Linked DNA regions of Homo sapiens: region 2 is linked to region 1. A link is a contact called in ENCODE Hi-C or POLR2A ChIA-PET data. All regions are on one chromosome and are shown on one strand. The core of a region is the stretch at or near the end of the contact, and the rest is flanking DNA. Distances in the headings are between cores, read along the strand shown. Region 1 holds the start of MIER3 (MIER family member 3). Region 2 has its middle 78 kb from the start of GPBP1.

Region 1 (5,987 bases), core at 1,745-4,244:
CTTCTCCAATGAGAAGCAAGCAACTGATTACATTCACCTTTTTTGCTTTGGCTGCCAGAAAGCTCTACATTTATGGCTTAACTATTGTATTGTGTTAATACCTCATAACCTGCAGATCCTTGTCCTTACTTTTTCTTTGGTGTTAACCTCCTAGTCTAGTTAGTTTCGTTGGTCCTCATTTTTTTATATATGTTTTTTTATTTTATTGTATGAATTTACTGGAAGCCTCTAAAATTACATGTTTATAAATAAAGCTGTATTGATTTATTTCCTTTCTAAAGATGGTTGGAGGATCTATGACATTTTGGTTCTCCTTAGGAGGTTACTATGGTTTTTAGTTTTCCTTGCTCACATATCCATTTACCACCTATGGAAATTACTTAGATTGTAAGCTTTTGGGGGACAAGGACATTTTTATGGTGGTCCCACAGTGCCCAGCATCTAGCACTTTCTATATAATGCCCTGTATTGCATAGTTACAGGATAATAAAAGTAAAAAGTAATAGTATTTTAATTTAAACTCCTTGGGTCACAAGGATTTTTAATCTGTACTGACTCATGAAAGTCTTGTCAATCAGAAAGAATGAGAGCTCCATCTACATATAGACTTTACACACTTTATCATAAAGGAATGTGTTATGTAAGACTGAGTGATAAACTTTCTCTAGTGATCAGGTGGGGGAAAGTAGCTCTGCTACCTTCAACTGCTAATAAATTTAGCTTCATTTATCTTTGTCTGAATCCTTATTTAATACCATGGACTCAGACTTCCTACACTACGTTCTATAATAGGGAGCATATAACAATCAAAATTACAAATGCCTATACAAAATCTTTACAATTGAATATAAAGAAAGTCTACAGAAACATTACTAGATTCATGAAAGTGAATAAATCTGTGTATATTTCAGTTATGGCAAAACATATAATCTAAGACTACATTTATAGTTTGGATTAGCCAAGTTTGCTGGGAAGAAAATGTTTTTCCCAGTGTAATGTATGAGGCAGGTTGTTGGAGACACTTTCTTCACGTGGCTCAGACTGCGGTCCAGCTGCTCAGGGCACTGTTTCATGGTTCTGTCCACAGCGCGTGCTCACTGCGTCATTTCTAAAGTTATTCACTTGTACTTAATTTCAAGCCATTTTTTTTTACTTTGAAAACTCTGAACGCCTCATTGAGGACAGTACATACAATGTGTGCCAAGGTCTGGTTTCAAAGTTTAGCTGTTTTTGAGTTATTTGACTGGACAAAAGGTCGAAAGATATCTTTCACAGCAGGGAAAGTGTAATTTTCCATGTCTTTATGATGTTTAGAAATAGTTGGAGTGATTTTTCCCTAAAATTTCCATAAGTAAATAACTTTTACCCGTGGCATAAGCTTGATTTTGAGATGCCTTGGCAAAAAATTTGAAAATAACCCTCTCCCTACCTCCAGTCTCCAGCCTCATCCTCAGTATGCACTCCAGCAATAAGGGAATTGGAGGGACCCCAGGTTAAAATCAAGACCTTTCATGTTTGGATTAAAAGTATGACGTATGGAAAGTTTTAGCTTCTAAAAACTTGTCTTTATCATTTAATATTACGTATGTTTTAGAAAAAAGCTGGGAGAAGAGCTCTGGTGTCTGAGATCACTCTCTCCAAATTCCTGTAGGGTCCTGCTATAATTCCTGATGGTATTTGCATCTCACTTATTCATGTACCTTACAGCCGACTTTCTTTTCCACAGATAGAATTGGCCTCCCACTTTAGGACAATGTGTCCTCCAAATTTGCTAGGGCAACTCCATACCTTACTTTAACTTCTTGCAGGACCTAACTCTCCAATCAGTCGTTAGTGTATATTTTTGTGTACTTGGCTCAAAGTCTTTCAGTGTGGATGTGGACCTTCCGGAGAGTAATCTCCTCCAATGAAGAGCAAATGGTCATAAGGAACATGTACGAGCAGGTATTCCTGTTAAGCCTTATGCTCCGTCTTTCACCCATCCACTTGCACAGGGGACTAGTTTCCTTTTATGATCCTACCCAAACGTTTGGCCTTTTTGGAGAAGTGAGGGAAGTGAGGGGTAGAATTTTTGAGACTCAGTTCAGGGCCTTTGATATGCTGTTCCTGTCCTTCAACAGATGTATCAAGTATCTCTGGGTCATCCCCTAAGACACGTTGGTGATGAACAATTCCTAGAACTGGTCTAATTTTTTTTTTTTTTTTTTTGGATAACAGCACAGTTTATATTTTTTGGGCATCTTCTTGAACTGTACAAGTATATTCAGCATCATTTCTCTGCCCTGTCGATCTTTTGTCTTTTCTTCTGTGCTGTCAATAACCTGTTTGGCAAATGTCTACTTCCATTGTCCACTCCGTGAGCAGTGTACACCGGTCTCCATCTCCCATTCCTGCAGGTCCCTTCGTGGAAACGGCAAAGTGCCTGACTGTAGTCCTCTCATTCTGGACTGACTCTGCCATCCACCAGCCTCTTCTCCCATTTCCCAGGGCTTCCTCCCACATCTGTCTATTTCATAGATCGCCTCCTCCTCTTAGGGAAGTTGAGTCTGTCGAGTTCCCCTGCACATCGCCTGCCAGTCCAAGTCTCCTGCCCGCCTCCCGCACGCCCTCCCGCGCCGCGGTGTCTGTGGGTCGGTTCCCAGACGCGCCCGCCGGCTCTTGGGCCTCCACTGGCTGGACGTGGGTCTGTCCCGCGCCCGCGCGTCCGTCCGTCCCCCACTTGCCTCCAATTCGGCAGGAACTTTACACCAGCCAGGAGGAGAAGGACGGTGCGCGCGGGTGCGGGTCTGGCCGGCTGGGGCCGGCGCGGGGGCGGCGAGGGGCGCCGGGCGGCGTCGGCTTGCGAGCGGGCCGGGGGCGTCGCGGGCCGCCCTGCCCTATAAGGGGCCGTGCCGCCTCCGCCGCCGGGCGGGTGCCGGGCGGACCGCGGCGGTGGCGGCGGCGGCTGCGATTGGCTCAGGCGCCCCATCCGGGGACTGGGCTCGGCGCTGCTCGTTCGCCCTAAAGGTACCAATATGGCGGAGGTGAGCAGGGAAACCGGGCAGGAGCAGCCGGGCTGGAGCGGGCGCCCGGCGGCTCCCCGCGACCCCCGAGCCAGCCTGGGGGATCCGGGGCTCTTTCCGCTGCCCCATGAGGGGCGGCGTGGCGACGCGGGGGTCGCGGGGCGGCGACTGGCCGTGGCGGGGCTGGCCGGGGGGCGGGAGCGGGCGCGGGAGCGGTCTCCCTCCGGGACTAGGCCGCGGCGGCTCCGGCCCCGGTCGGGCCGGGCGACCGAGCCGGACGGAGGTGGCGGCCGGCTGCAGTGAGCCCTGCCCCAGGGACGAGGCAGTGCCGTGTCCCCGGTCGCTGACGCGGGCCGCCGGCGCCTCCGCGCCTCTTCCCCGGGCCCGGGTGGGTGGAAACCGGCGGAGCCCCCCCTCCGCGGCCGGATCGCAAAGAGGGGAGCGGGCTGCGCCACTGCCCTGCGGGAGTCGTGCGCTGTGCCCCCGGCCCACCGGGCCCGGGCTGCGGCGCGAAGGAGCCGCACGCTTCACTTTGCTGGGGGCGCGGAGAAGAGCGGGATGCGGGGCCACCGGGCTTCTCAGAAGAGCGGGACTCCCCACCCCGCAGCCCGGGAGGTGCGGGAGCCCCTGGGGTTAAAGGGCAGACCGAGACCCTCGACGCCCTCTCCAGGAGAGCGGCTTGATAGCTCCAGTTTTCTCTGGGCTGGAGGAAGGAAGGCTGGGCGAGCGAAGCTGCCCCGGCCATGTCCCCCGGGACTGGTGAGCTGGGGGGAGGGGGCGGTGTGGCAGGAGCCCCTGGGCTGGAGCTCGCTGGGGCGGGGGGCGCGCTGACGGTCCAGGGAGGGACTGAACACTCTGGAAGGAGCCAGCATCCCTGGAACTGAGAGGAGCTGCATCTCTGGACTCGAGAGAGAGGATGGGGGGCTCGCGCTTTGGTTTGGGGGCGAGTGTCCGATTCGAGCTGGCCTACGCTGCAGGGGAAGAGATCGGCTTCGGAGTTGGGGCTCCCGGGCCCCAGGGGCGAACTAGGTGCTCAGAACGCGAGTTCGTTCCAGAAAAGGGTGTTACGTTTCGAGTTGTTTGGGGCTTCGGAGAGCCGGGTGGGATTTGGAGGACTCCGGAGATGCCAGGGATGGGGGACTGATGGTGCCAGCCGACTGCTCTGGGTTTTGCTTCTCTGCTTGGAAACTTGCTGAGCTCCAAGAAGCGACTTGGAGTTGCCTCTCAGACTCCGGGCTTCGTCCCGGGTCTGTGAGTTTGTACACTTGGGACTCGGGGAGGAAGGCGAGGCAGCCAAGAGGGGGCCCGAAAGGGGCCGGGAGCGATTCGAGTGAAGCTACGTCTTGCACTTTTGGCAGCTGCGGAGGAGCGCTCGACTCCGCCTCCTCTGCGCCCTGTTGCCGGCGCTGCCTCTTTCCCTGGCTGTGCGATCTAACCTCACGTTTTCTTCTCTCTCTCCTAGGCTTCTTTTGGAAGTTCGAGCCCAGGTTTGTCCTATTTTCTTACGTCTTCGGTGGTTCCCAGTGGGTAATGTGGGCTCAAAGGTCTGTTGCTAAAGGATTCCCAATAGAAATGTATCCTGCAGGTTTTTCTTCATTGATTTTTAAGAGTTTCAGTGTGCATTTAGTAAAGTTTGGGGAAGAAACAGTTATACTGTTCTTTGTTTTCTCTTGCATGTTGAAAAAGTAACTGTTACAAAGTTGCTAAGACAAGCGTTCTTTTAAGGAATATGGCTTTAATTATTACATATCTTATTTTTCCTCCGAGCCTGAAACAGTTAATCCCAAATTAACTTGACACCAACTTTAGCAATTTAGATTTTAACTTCGGTTTCTTCTAGAGATTGAGTAATTTGTCAGAACTCTGGGACTACTTCACTAACTGTAACCCCTCATCTCCTCTTACGTTGTTTCTTTTTCATAATTAAATGTCTATGAGTTGTGTTAAAATTGGAAGTTGAGAGGTAAAGCTACCTTAATAAAAAAGACAGAACTTCCAAGTTTGGCACAGAAAAAGGGTGATTTTGACTTCTGAGCTGAGACGATCTTAGGTCATCTAGTACAGTGTTTCTTAACTTTCCTGAGGTCAGAAACCCCTGTCAGGATCTAATGAAAGCAAGGGATGTGTCCCAGAACTCTGCACATATGCATAATTACACACAATCTGGGGTTTGTAGAATCCCTGTAGCAGGTCCATAAGGACCTTTCCTCATGTGCTAATCATGTAAGGTATCTTTGTTTCAGTTTCTCATTTCCTTTCTAGCTTACCTCTTTGCTGTCTTCCCTCTCCTAGTCTACAGGAAAAGCACCTCTGAACTAGTCCAACTCCATTATTTTACAGTTGAGGAGACTTTTAAATAACTTTCGTTAGTGGTGGAGCACAGATGAGCTCCTAAATCTTCCATTACAACTTGTTTCCATAGAGTGAATAGTCAGTTTCCTTACACTATTACTTTTTGTATCTGCTCCACCTTCAGAGCCTCACTTGACTGTCATTTAAGGTATTATAACACCAAGTAGAAGAAATTTGCAGCTATTTTAAAAATAGCTGTCTATATCTTTAAAATTCTAAAAATTTTTGTTAATTTTGAGATGAACTTTTTTGTTATAACTGATTTTAGGAAAATATATACATGATGTCAAACAGCTGGATTAATGGAATTTTTCCATTTGGTATCACTGACTTCTTTTAAGAAGTTGCACTCTAAATAAGCCAAAAGACAGTGTAACCTGTTTTTAATCAATTAGCCTCTTTTTGTTTTTTGTTTGTTTGTTTGAGACGTTATGCAGGCTGGAGTGCAATGGGGCAATCTCACTGTAACCTCCGCCTTTGAGGTTCAAGCTGTTCTCCTGCCTCAGCCTCCCAGGTGGCTGGTACTACAGGGATGCGCCACCACACCTGGCTGATTTTTTTGTATTTTTAGTAGAGATGGGGTTTCACCATGCTGGCTAGGCTGATCTTGAACTCCTGACCTCAAGTGATCCG
Region 2 (5,987 bases), core at 2,289-4,788, 140 kb before region 1:
GTCAATTTTAATATCTCCTGTTTCTTTTCTTATTGAGCTTATTTGGATTTTCTCTCTTTTTTCTTGGTTGATCTTGCTAATGGTCTATCAATTTTATTTATCTTTTCAAAGAACCAGCTTTTTGCTTTATTTATCTTTTGTATTTGTTGTTGTTTCAATTTCATTTAGTTCTGCTCTGATTTTGGTTATTTCCTTTCTTCTGCTGGGTTTGGGTTTGGTTTGTTCTTGTTTCTCTAGGTCTTTGAGGTGTGACCTTAGATTGTCTGTTTGTGTTCTTTCAGACTTTTTGATGTAGGCATTTAGGGCTATGAACTTTCCTCTTAGCACTGCCTTTGCTGTGTCCCAGAGGTTTTGATAGGTTGTGTCACTATTGTTGTTCAGTTCGAATAATTTTTAAATTTTCATCTTTATTTCATTTCTGACCCAATGATCATTCAGGAGCAGGGTATTTAATTTCTATGTATTTGCATGGTTTTGGAGGTTCCTTTTGGAGTTGATTTCCAGTTTTATTCCACTGTGGTCTCAGAGAGTGTTTGATGTAATTACAGTTTTTTAAAATTTATTGAGGTTCGTTTTGTGGCCTATCATATGTTCTATCTTGGAGAAAGTTCCATGCGCTATTGAATAGAGTGTATATTCTGTGGTTGTTGGATGGAATGTTCTGTATATATCTGTTAAGTCCATCTGTTCTAGGGTATAGTTTAAATCTTTAAATCTATTGTTTCTTTATTGACTTTCTGTCTTGATGACCTATCTAGTGCTGTCAGTGGAGTATTGAGGTTACCCACTATTATTATTGTCAGAAATAAATTTTGTTGCTGCAGAAGGAATAGCACTCAAACATAAATTTTCTCAGCAAGGCAATTTTACTTCTATAGAGGGGTGTGTCTTGCAGATGGAGCAATGGCGAGAGCACACCTGAACAATGGAGGGGAAGGGGTTCTTATCTTTGATGGAAGTAGTCCCTACTGCTGTGTCAGTCCCCTATTGGCGAGTGTTGAACCACACAGTCTAAGCTAATTCCGACCGACTATTTTAAAGGAGCAGGGGTATGAGCCAGAGTGGCGGGGTGAGCAGTTTCGTCAGTAAAGACAGTTACGGAACAGGTGACTAAAGGTGACTCAGGTCAGAGCAGGTGACCAAGGTTGACTCAGGATGGAGCAGGTGACCAGGGGAACAGATGTGAACTACTGATTGGAACTGGTGGGAAGGTTGTTTACTGAAACTAGGGGCGAGGAGAAGAAGAGAATGAGGAAGTTAAACTTTAAAATGGAGAACAAAGAACTGAACATACTGACATACTGATTCTTTGAAGAGAAACTTAGAACTCACTGTATTTAACATTATGTTGCTGTCTATCTCTTTTCTTAGATTTATTAGTAATTGTTTTATAAATTTGGGAGCTCCAGTGTTAGGTGCATATATGTTTAGGATTATGATATTTTCTTGTTAGGCAAGGCCTTTTATCATTATATAATGTCCCTCTTTGTCTTTTTTAACTGCTGTTGCTTTAAAGTTTGTTTTGTCTAATATAAGAATAGCTATTCCTGCGTGCTTTTTGTATCCATTTGCATGAAATATCTTTTTCCACCCCTTTACGTTAAGTTTGTGTGAGTCCTCATACCCATATAAGATGGTTGGTGAATTCTTATTCATTCTGCAATTCTTTATCTTTTAAGTGGAGCATTTAGACCACTTACATTCAATGTTAGTATTGAGATGTGAGGTACCATTCCATTCATCATGTTATTTGTTGCCTGTATACCTTGATGTTTTTTTTTTAATTGTGTTTTTGTTTTATAGGTCTTGTGTGATTTATGTTCTAAAGAGGTTCTGTTTTGATGTGTTTCCAGGATTTGTGTCAAGATTTAGAGCTCCTTTTAACAGTTCTTGTACTGATGGGTTGGTAGTGGTAAATTCTCTCAGCATTTGTTTGTCTGAAAAAGACTGTATCTTTTCTTCATATATGAAGCTTAATTTTGCTGGATACAAAATTCTTGGCTGATAATTGTTTTGTTTGAGGAGGCTGAAGATATGGCCTCAGTCCCTTCTAGCTTGTAGGTTTTCTGCTGAGAAATCTGCTGTTAATCTGATAGATTTTCCTTTATGTGTTACCTGGTGCTTTTGTCTCTCAGCTGTTAAGATTCTTTCCTTCATCTTAACTTTAGATAACCTGATGACAATGTGTCTAGACGATGATCTTTTTGTGATGAATTTTCCAGGTGTTTTTGTGCTTCTTGCATTTGGATGTCTAGGTCTCTAGCAAGGTTGGGTAAGTTTTCCTCAATTATTCCCCCAAATATGTTTTCCAAACTTTTAAATTTCTCTCCTTTCTCAAGAACAGCAATTATTCTTATATTTGGTCATTTAACATAATCCCAGACTTCTTGGAGGCTTTGTTTATATTTTCTTATTCTTTTTTCTTTGTCTTTATTGGATTGGGTTAATTCAAAGACCTTGTCTTTGAGCTCTGAATTTCTTTCTTCTACTTGTTCAATTCTATTGCTGAGACTTTCCAGGGCATTTTGCATTTCTATAAGTGTGTCCATTGTTTCCAAAAGTTTTGATTGTTTTTTATTTATGCTATCTATTTCCTTGAATATTTCTCTCTTCACTTCTTGTATCATATTTTGGATTTGCTTACACTGGGCTTCACCTTTCTCTGCTGCCTCCCTGATTAGCTTAACAACTAACCACCTGAATTCTTTTTTGGGTAAATCTGGATTTCTTCTTGGTTTGGGTTCATTGCTGGTGAGCTAGTATGATTTTTTTGGGGGGTGTTAAACAACCTTGTTTTGTCATATTACCAGAGTTGGTTTTCTGGTTCCTTCTTATTTTGGTAGTTTCTGTCAGAGGGAAGGTCTAGGGCTGAAGGCTGTTGTTCAGATTCTTTTGTCCCATGGGGTGTTCCCTTGATGTAGTACTCTCCCCCTTTTCCTATGTATGTGGCTTCCTGAGAGCTGAGCTGTAGTGATTATTATAACTCTTCTGGATCTAGCGACCCAGCAAGTCTACCAGGCTCTGGGCCAGTACTGGAGGCTGTCTGCACAGAGTTCAGTGATGTGAACCGTCTGTGGGTCTCTCAGCTGTGGATATCAGCACCTGTTCTAGTGGAGGTGGCAGAGGGGTGAAATGGACTCTATGAGGGTTCTTAGCTTTGATGGTTTAATGCCCTACTTTTATGCTGGTTGCCTCCTGCCAGGAGGTGGCGCTTTCCAGAGAGCATCAGCTGTGGTAGTATGGAGAGGAACAGGCAGTGGGTGGGGCCCTAGAACTCCCAAGAATGTATGCCCTTTGTCTTCAGTTACCAGGGTGGGTAGGGAAGGACCATCAGATGGGGCAGGGCTAGGCGTGTCTGAGCTCAGACTCTCCTTGGGCGGGTCTTGCTGTGGCTGCTGTAGGGGATGGGGCTGAGGTTCCCAGGTCAATGGAGTTGTGTACCTAGGAGGATTATGGCTGCCTCTTTTGTGTCATGCACGTTGTCAGAGAGGTTGGGGAAAGCTGGCAGTCACAGGCCTCACCCAGCTCCCACGCAATCCAAAGGGCTGGTCTCACTCCCACTGTGCAACCCTACAACAGCACCTAGTCTGTTTCCAGGCAGTGGGAGAGCAGAGCTAAAAACTTGCCCCAGGCTACCCGCCTCCTAGCTGTGAAAGCAAATATGCCTTTCCTTCTACCCCAGCCTGTGGAGTCTGCACACTGGATTCACACCCTCCCCTGAGTTCTGGCCAGGAGGCTTCTCTATCAGTTCAAATTGTTACAGAGTTCAGCTGGAGATTTCCTTCTCCCTGTGGCCTTGGCCCAGCACCTCTGGCCGCTCTCCTGGAGGACCCCTGTGAGACCAGGCAGAAACAGGTTGCTAGGGGACCCAGGGAGCTCCCAGGGGTTTTCCTGCTGCTTCCTCTACCCCTGTATTTCACTCAGCTCGCTAAACTGACTCAGTTCCAGATAGGGTCGAAATCTTCTCCCATAATCTAGGCCTTCAGTTTCCCCAGTGGGTGTGTTCGGGGTGGACCATCTCCCTTTCCCACTTCCACAGTTTTGGCACTCACAGTATTTGAGGTGTCTCCCTGGTCCTGCAGGAGCAATCTGCTTCCTTCAGGAGGTCTGTGGGTCCTCTCCTGAGAGGACCTGATTTATTCCTGCAGTTGTTCTGGGGCAAAAATTCACGATGTCAGCTTCCATGTGCTGCCTCTACTTTAAAAAAAGAGAAAAAAATACTATCACCTGATACACAGTCCATACTCAGTTTTCACTGATTATTTCAATGTTATCCTTTGTAGCAACACTATCCTGCCAGAACCAAGATTCTATCTTGTCCCTTTAGTCTCCTTTACTCTAGAACACTTACTCAGCCTTTCACTGAAACTAAGACATATTAATTTTTATTAATCAGGAAACATAAGGCCAGGTGCGGTGGCTCACTTCTAACCCCAGCACACTGGGAGGCCGAGGTGGGAAGATCACTTGAGGTCAGGAGTTTGAGACCAGCCTGGCCAACATGGCAAAACCCCATTTCTACTAAAAAATACAAAAAACTAGCTGGGCATGGTGGCACATGCCTATAGTCCCAGCTACTCAGGAGGCTGAGGAGGGAGAACCGCTTGAGCCCAGGAGGCAGAGGTAACAGTGAGCCGAGATAGTGCCACTGCACTCCAGCCTGGGCAATAGAGCGAGACTCTGTCTCCATTAAAAAAAGAAAGAAAGAAAGAAAAAGAAAGAAGAAAGAAAGAAAGAAAGAAAGAAAGAAGAACAAATACATAAATACAAGTAATGAGACATATGCTAGGGGTGAATATTTTAAATATCATTTCATTTTATAACAGGAGGCCTTTGCAATAGTTCATGTGTGAAAAAATGAGAACCATTCTCTTTTCTTTTTTTTTTTTTGAGATGGAGTCTTCCTCTTATCACCCAGGCTAGAGTGCAATAGCATGATCTTGGCTCACCGCAACCTCCGCCTCCCGGGTTCAAGCGATTCTCCTGCCTCAGCCTCCCAAGTAGGTGGGATTACAGGCATGTGTCACAATGCACAGCTAATTTTTGTGTTTTTAGTAGAGACGAGGTTTCACCATATTGGCCAGGCTGGTCCTGAACTCCTGACCTCAGGTGATCCACCCACCTCGGCCTCCCAAATTGCTGGGATTACAGGTGTGAGCCACTATGCCTGGCCGAGAACAATTTTTTTTTTTTTTTTGAGGCAGAGTTATGCTCTTGTTGCCCAGGCTGGAGTGCAATGGCGCAATCTTGGCTCAATGCAACCTCCACCTCCTGGGTTCAAGCAATTCTCCTGCCTCAGCCTCCTGAGTAGCTGGGATTACAGTCAACCCGGCTAATTTTTTTTTTTTTTTTTTTTTTTTTGAGACGAAGTCTCACTCTGTCGTCAGGCTGGAGTGCAGTGGCATGATCTCGCTGGGCATGTTGGCTCATGCCTGTAATCCCAGCACTTTTAGATAGCCCTTTCCCAGCTTTGGCACTGAAAGTCCACCCAGAAACCCTCTATTTCTGGGCAAAATGGGAGAATTAATTACACTATAATCAGTAGACCATTAGTGACATGAATGTGAGGCCCCTAGAATGGTGAAGTTAGAGAGACAGAGACATCTGTGTAAAGGTGATCATTGAAACTTTGGGAGACATTGTCACAACTCAGGGACAAAAATCCAGGTGAGAACGCCTCAAAGGATTAACTAGAAGCTGAGACCCAAAGCACCTCTTTTTGGGCAAGCAATTTTCCTAGCCTAACGATAATAAAGCAAGGATTAACTTACCTACAATGCCTTTTAAGTTTTGTTTTTGTTTTTGTTTTTGTTTTTTGAGACGGAGTCTAGCTCTGTTGCCCAGGCTGGAGTGCAGTAGCACAATCTTGGATCACTGCAACCTCTGCCTCCCAGGTTCCAGGGATTCTCCTGCCTCAGCCTCCCAAGTAGCTGAGATTACAGGTGCACACCACCATGTCCGGGTAATTTTTGTATTTTTAGTAGAGA

Evidence for each region. Hi-C counts contacts between places; a loop is a spot of excess contacts on that map. ChIA-PET counts read pairs that join two places held with the same protein, here RNA polymerase II (POLR2A). Pooled maps may share reads with other maps.
Region 2: a loop to region 1 is called in a pooled map, with 2.7 times the contacts of the local background. The contact joins the enhancer-like site here to the promoter of MIER3 in region 1. A Hi-C loop is called at or near these places in 10 of 168 maps with a recorded cell type or tissue (A673, Caco-2, Calu3 and 7 more) and 5 of 50 pooled maps. POLR2A ChIA-PET finds 5 or more read pairs at or near these places in 10 of 52 experiments (BJ, HEK293, HepG2 and 5 more).

Annotation. Positions count from the first base shown.
Region 1 is chr5:56,949,130-56,955,116 of GRCh38, reverse strand. MIER3 (MIER family member 3) reads left to right here and starts at 2,994. Exons shown (of 13, transcript NM_001297599.2): 1 at 2,994-3,023; 2 at 4,465-4,489. The coding sequence starts at 3,015. RefSeq lists silencers at 2,713-3,132, 3,163-3,272, 3,333-3,502 and an enhancer at 4,073-4,162.
Region 2 is chr5:57,092,827-57,098,813 of GRCh38, reverse strand. No RefSeq gene overlaps it. Among named protein-coding and RNA genes, the nearest start is that of GPBP1, 78 kb to the left of the region's middle. RefSeq lists silencers at 806-1,006, 3,278-3,398 and enhancers at 3,021-3,520, 4,547-5,048. Within about 2 kb of position 3,538, at least 2 of the 41 ENCODE cell types and tissues checked have a DNase peak (open chromatin) inside an H3K27ac peak, as active enhancers do; they include PC-9, where a contact is called at or near this core.